Linked DNA regions of Mus musculus: region 2 is linked to region 1. The links are chromatin loops, found by intact Hi-C in ENCODE. Cell type or tissue: left cerebral cortex. All regions are shown on one strand. Each heading gives the region's core, and the rest is flanking DNA. Links, peaks and the distances in the headings are about the cores only.

Region 1 (2,912 bases), core at 230-2,729:
GCCAGCCCAGTGCAGGGAGCTGGTATAGAGATGTAATGTTTGTGGTATGCCTTAACATATGAGCCTTGAACACTGATGGTTAAAATATGTACAAATGTTTATATGTCCGTGTGGAGTGATTATGTGTATGTGCGCGCACACACGCACTCACACATATGTTCTCGAAGGGTGTATAGGCGCATCACCAGACTGACACCGAGTGCCCTTGCTTTGAGGCTGCAGTTTAGCTGCTCTGTGGTCTGTGTCAAGTATCAGTGCTGTTGTGAGTCTGAGCAGTCCTGTGTGAGAAAAATAGAGAACTGGTCCCCTTGTCTCCAGTGTCTGCACTGGGTGCTGCATCTGGTTGTCCTCTGTCAACTCACAGCCTTTGAGCAAGGGAGACAGCTGCCTTCCGCCCCATCAGCACAGATGGCTTCATTCTTCCAGCCAGATTGCCATTGTACTTGTCAGTACTCAAAGAATGAAGGGATCTCTATAGCTGCGTCTGCTACCCTCAGAAAACCTGGGTCTCTAGGTGTCTCACCTCCCTTGTCTGTGTGTGGGAGAAAGCCATCTAGACTAGGTTCACAGCCTAGCACAAGTCTGGTCACTGAAGGGCAATAAGACCCCTTAGAGCTTTGTTCTCACCTGAGGGCTGGGTATGTGAGTATCCACTTCCCATAGTTGCTTCACCCTTTTGCAAGATGTAGATGTCTTCCTGAGCATTTACATGCATCACGCTCCGGTCTGAGGGCTGTGGAGAGGCAGCAAAGATGTAGCTCAAATCATCCGCCTCCATGGACATTCTAGTTCTAGTCTAAGCATTGAGAGGCACACAGCAAGGCCGTGTGTGCATCCTGTGACAAACACACAAGAGCTTCAGAAGAAATCTAGCAGGGCAGAACCCCAACAGGTCAGGGGCTGCTTTGTGGCTTGCGGAGATAATAGGAGAGCGGTGCTGAAGGAAGGGGTGGAGGACTGCTTAGCTGAGATCTGCCAAACAAGGCAGCAGCAATTGCTAAGGGAAGAAAGGAGAGAGCTCTTGGGCGTGACCCCAGAAAGGTCTAGAGCAGTGGTTCTCAACCTGTGGCTCTCAAGCCCTTTGTGGGTCGCCTAAGATACCCACAAAGCACAGACATCTTTACAACATTACAGAGAAGAAGAAGGACTGGAAAGATGGCTCAGAGGTTAAGAGCACTGGCTACTCTTCTGAGTTCAACTCCCAGCAACCACATGGAGGTTCACAGCCATTTATAATGAGCTCTGATGCCTCTTCTGGCCTTCAGACATACATACGTATGAACATACATGCATACATACATACATACATACATACATACATACATACATACATATATACATACATCCTTTTTTTAAAAAAATAGCAAAAGAGGGCTGGAGAGATGGCTCAGTGGTTAAGAGCACTGACTGTTCTTCCAGAGGTCTTGAGTTCAATTCCCAGCAACCACATGGTAGCTCTCAACCATCTGTAATGGGATCTGACGCCCTCTTCTGGTGTGTCTGAAGACAGCTACCATGTACTCACATGCATAAAATAAATAATTCGTTTATAAAAAAAACCATCACTTTATTTAAAAAATAGCAAAAGAAATAATTTTACTGTTGGGGGATGGGCCACCACAACATGAGGAACTTTTTAAAGTGTCGAAGCATTGGGAAGGTTGAAAACCATTGGCCTCGAGGAAAAGGAAAGAAGGGGTGGCCATTCAAAGGCATTCCAGGCAGAGCAAAGATTGGCTTAAGTGAGGCAAGAAGCTAAGGCATGGTCTGAACAGGGAAGCTGTGGATGTCATCTGCCCATATTTGTTTGATGTTTTGTTTTGTTTTGTTTTGTTTTGTTTTGTTTTGTTTTAAAGACAGGGCCTCGTGTAGCCAGGATTAAGCTTGCACTGGCTATGTAGCTAAGAATGACTCTAAATTCTTGCCCCTCCTGCCTCTGCCGCCCAAGTGCTACGATATGAAGTGGGAGCCACAGTGCCTGCTTCCATTTGAAAAAGACTTGTAAAGCATGGTTGGATTTGGTGGCCCACACCTTTAAACTCAGTGCTTAGGATGCAGAGGCAGACAGATCTCTGAGTTCAAGCCAAGCTGGACTACAGAATAAGTTCCAGGCCAGCCAAGGCTTCAGAGAGTGAGACAATGTCTCAAAAGTAAAAATTTAAAAATTCTGATAAAACAGAGATAAAATTTACATTTAGCAGTGTTAATGTCTGGCATCTTCCCTATGTTCTGTGATGATCTCTATCTAGGTCCAGAACACTCTTCTATTTTAAATCCATGTGTGCGTGTTGATGTGTGTGTTACTCAGGCTGACTGATTAAAGAAAGAGAGATGGGGCAGGATGAGTTTAGGCTTCTTAGCTGCAGGGGGATCAGCTTTTCAGGGACCAAAGTCTGAAGCACTTGGCAGAACCTCTTTCTTGTTACACAAAGGGCACCTTGAGCAAGTCAGTTTCTGCATGCCAAAACCTCTCACTCATCTAGGTGCTGTTGGGACCATTATCTAAGCTTTCTCAGCCATAAGAGACTTCCAGGTTTGCACGATATGTCTCTGGACTAAGTTGTGCAAAGGCTCTGAGACTCCTTCAAAGAAACAAGTCTAGGATAACAACCACTGACTGTTTGCAAAAGGTTACTTCAGAGCCTGGGTGCCATTGCTCTGAGTTAACGCCAGATACAATGGCTCTGCTAAAATTCTGCTACATTTGTGTGTGTGTGCACATACCTGTGCCATGGTTCACATACAAACCTGAGAAGACAACTTTGGGGAATCAGTTTTCCACCATCTACCATCTGGAACCCAGGGAATCCAGTAGAGCAAGCACCCTTACCCACTGAGCCATCTTGCCTGCTCACTTTTATGTTCTTCCCTCCAGCTACAAGATATAAGTAATAAATAGGATTTCTGTCCGC
Region 2 (2,912 bases), core at 152-2,651, 60 kb before region 1:
AATAATAAATCAGCAAAGCAACGTAAAGTGAGAAATCTGAGTTGAAATGATGTTTTAACATATCAACATTTATTAACAATGTATTCCAATATCAAACCTCAAGTTGAAATAATACTAAGCAGAAACTCTTTTGCACCAACCTTGGAGCAGCGTGAATGCAGTACAGATTTCATCTTCATTGTATAAATGCAAGCAAGGTGGTACCAGCCTGTAATTATAGCGCCCAGCGGGTGGGGGCACAAAGATGGGGAGCTCAAAAATAAAAGATCTGGGAGAGCCCAAGTGCCATTGAGTTCACTGAACTCGTTTTCTCTCGCTAAAAACAAAGGGTTCGTGTGTTCCAGGCAGGCCTCAAACACAATTGTATGACAAAGAATGACCTTGAACTCCTGATCCAACTGCTTCGACCTCCTGGAATTACGGGTGTACTTCATGTCAGCTCAATGAGCCAAGAGGATCGGGAACTCAAGGTCCTCCTCTGCTACACAAGGACTTCACGTCTAACCTGGGCTATACACAAGACACTATCTCAAAACAAACAGAAAATGGCAAATCTTGCTGTTATGTAAAATATATGATGAGTACACTACACGGTTGCTGTCTTCAGACACACCAGAAGAGGGCATGGGATGGGATCCTATTACAGATGGTTGTGAGCCATCATGTGGTTGCTGGGGATTGAACTCAGGACCTCTGGAAGAGCAGTCAGTGCTCTTAACCTCTGAGGCATCTCTCCAGTCCCCATGATAAAGTATTTCTATGTCCTGGTACTCACTATGTCAGCCAGATTGGTATCAACCACCCACCAATCTTCCTGCTTCAGCCTCCAAGAGAATTGACATTATATATGTGTAGCTTCGTGCCCAGCTGATTTTGGATTATAATTTAGTATTCTCTCTCTCTCTCTCTCTCTCTGTCTCTCTCTCTCTCTCTCTCTCTCTGTCTCTCTCTCTGTCTCCCTCTCTCTCTGTGTCCCTCTCTTTCTTGTTCTGACTCTGGAATCTTTACTGACATGGAATCTCATATAGTCCAGCTGTCTTCAAATCCAGTATGTGGCCAAGGATGGCATTGAAATCCATTTTCAAGTGCTGGGACTACAGCTGTGTGCTGTTGCACCTGCCATGAACGGCCATTAAGGGATATAAAGCTAGCCTGAGACAACTTGCCTCTAATTCTCCTGCATTCTTGTCGATTATGTGTAGACTTAATCACAGGTTTGGCTTTTCCCACGCTTTAAAATTTCAATTTCAGAAATTAGTATACAAAGTACCTGGTTTCCTTATGGGATTTTCTTTCTTTTTTGTTTTTTGTTTTTGTTTTTGTTTTTTGAGACAGGGTTTCTCTGTGTAGCCCTGGCTGTCCTGGAACTCACTCTGTAGACCAGGCTGGCCTCGAACTCAGAAATCCGCCTGCCTCTGCCTCCTGAGTGCTGGGATTAAAGGCGTGCGCCACCACGCCCGGCTGTCCTTATGGGATTTTCTTACCTTTTCTAAAGATTTATTTATTTTATGTGAATGTTTTTGCCTGCCTGCCTGCCTGTATGCGGGTCTGTGCACCACATGGGTGCAGTGCCCCCAGAGACCAGAAGAGGGCGCCAGGTCCATTGGCACTGGAGCTACAGATGCTTGTAAACCTCCCAGTGCTTGCTGTGAATGGAATCTGGGCCCTCTACAAGAGCAGCCTGTGCTGTTAACCACTGAGCCATCTCTCCAGCCCCACCTCTGGCATTTTCACACACAGTTGGGATACGCTGTGTGCAGTCTGACGTTGATTGCTGTACCATCAGAGAGCTGAGTGCTGGCTGGATTTGGGTACTGTTAATCTGGATCATTACCTGCCTCAGTATTTTGTCAACATCCTTCTCTCCCTGGCCTGTTGATTGGTTTAGTAAAGTGCTGACGGCCAATAGCTGAAGCGGGGTGGGGGTGGGGTGGGGGGACGGGACGGGACGGGACTTCCAGGCAGAGAGAGTGGTCTCTGGGAGAAGACAAGAGATTTGCCAGCGGGTAATCGGATGACTGAGAGATTTAAAGAACTAGCCACGCGGGTGGTGGCTAAGATTCAATTAGATGAGCTAGCTGGGAGGTAGCCCAAGCTAAAGGCCTAAGTTCTTGTAGATATTAATAAGTGTCTGTGCCATTATTTAACCGCTGGCAGGTCCAGAAATTCTCGGATCAACCCAAGGTGGGTGGGATCAACCCAATCTACACACATAGATCCCACCCACCTTGTCTCCCCCCCCCGTCCCCCCCTTTCCCCCTTCGCTACCCTCACTTGCCTTCCGCCCATAGTCTTCCTCTTCCCCCGCTGCATCACAGGCGTTCTACTACCCCCTGCATCTGCGTCTTCCGCCCTTGGAGCTTCATTGCTCCCACCTTGTGCCTTTTCAAGTTTCCTGGTCTCGACCCACGCTCACTCCCACAGAAATATACATATATACAGATTAGCAGCTATGGGACAGCTAGATGGCTCAGCAAGTGAAGGGACTTGCAACCAAGCCTGACTTACTGAGTAAAATACCAGGAACAGGGCTGAAGAGATAGCTCAGTAGTTAAAAATAACTTGCTGCTCTTCCAACGAATCAGAGATCAGTTCTCAGCACACATGCCCGGTGGCTCACAACTGTCTATATCCCTCCTCTGGCCTCCACAGTCATCCAGATACACTCACACAAATACATAGACATTAAAAAAACAAAACAAAACAAAACAAAACAAAAAAAAACAAACCAGAAACTCACATAAAGCTGTCACGTGTGGTGTGGAGAGAGGGGGAGGGAGGAGGTAGAGGGAGCATACACACACACACACACACACACACACACACACAAAATAAGTAAATGTAAAAAAGTTAAGATAATAACAAAAATTAATTTTTAGAAATAAGAGAATTCGGAGAAACACAATTCAGCC

The links. A loop is a pair of places that touch in the nucleus more often than their neighbours do. Peaks named below come from ENCODE experiments on the same cell type or tissue, not always from the same donor. Only the 100,000 strongest peaks of a DNase experiment are listed, where the experiment ranks them.
Region 2: a loop joins it to region 1, with 2.4 times the contacts of the local background. A loop is called at or near these places in 4 of 42 quality-filtered maps.

What each region holds. Positions count from the first base shown.
Region 1 is chr7:4,839,712-4,842,623 of GRCm38, reverse strand. The region is part of intron 1 of Shisa7 (shisa family member 7); the gene reads left to right. It overlaps Gm36127 (a long non-coding RNA gene), which reads right to left. Exons shown (of 2, transcript XR_881804.2): 1 at 628-2,912. Among named protein-coding and RNA genes, the nearest start is that of Shisa7, 3.5 kb to the left of the region's middle. In left cerebral cortex, for the core only: a CTCF peak has its summit at 1,487 (motif pointing left); DNase peaks (open chromatin) are centred at 390 and 730; H3K4me3 peaks cover 882 bases; H3K27ac peaks cover 1,026 bases.
Region 2 is chr7:4,900,072-4,902,983 of GRCm38, reverse strand. The region is part of intron 1 of Gm36210 (predicted gene, 36210); the gene reads left to right. Among named protein-coding and RNA genes, the nearest start is that of Gm36210, 6.2 kb to the left of the region's middle. In left cerebral cortex, for the core only: a CTCF peak has its summit at 1,581 (motif pointing right); a DNase peak (open chromatin) is centred at 2,551.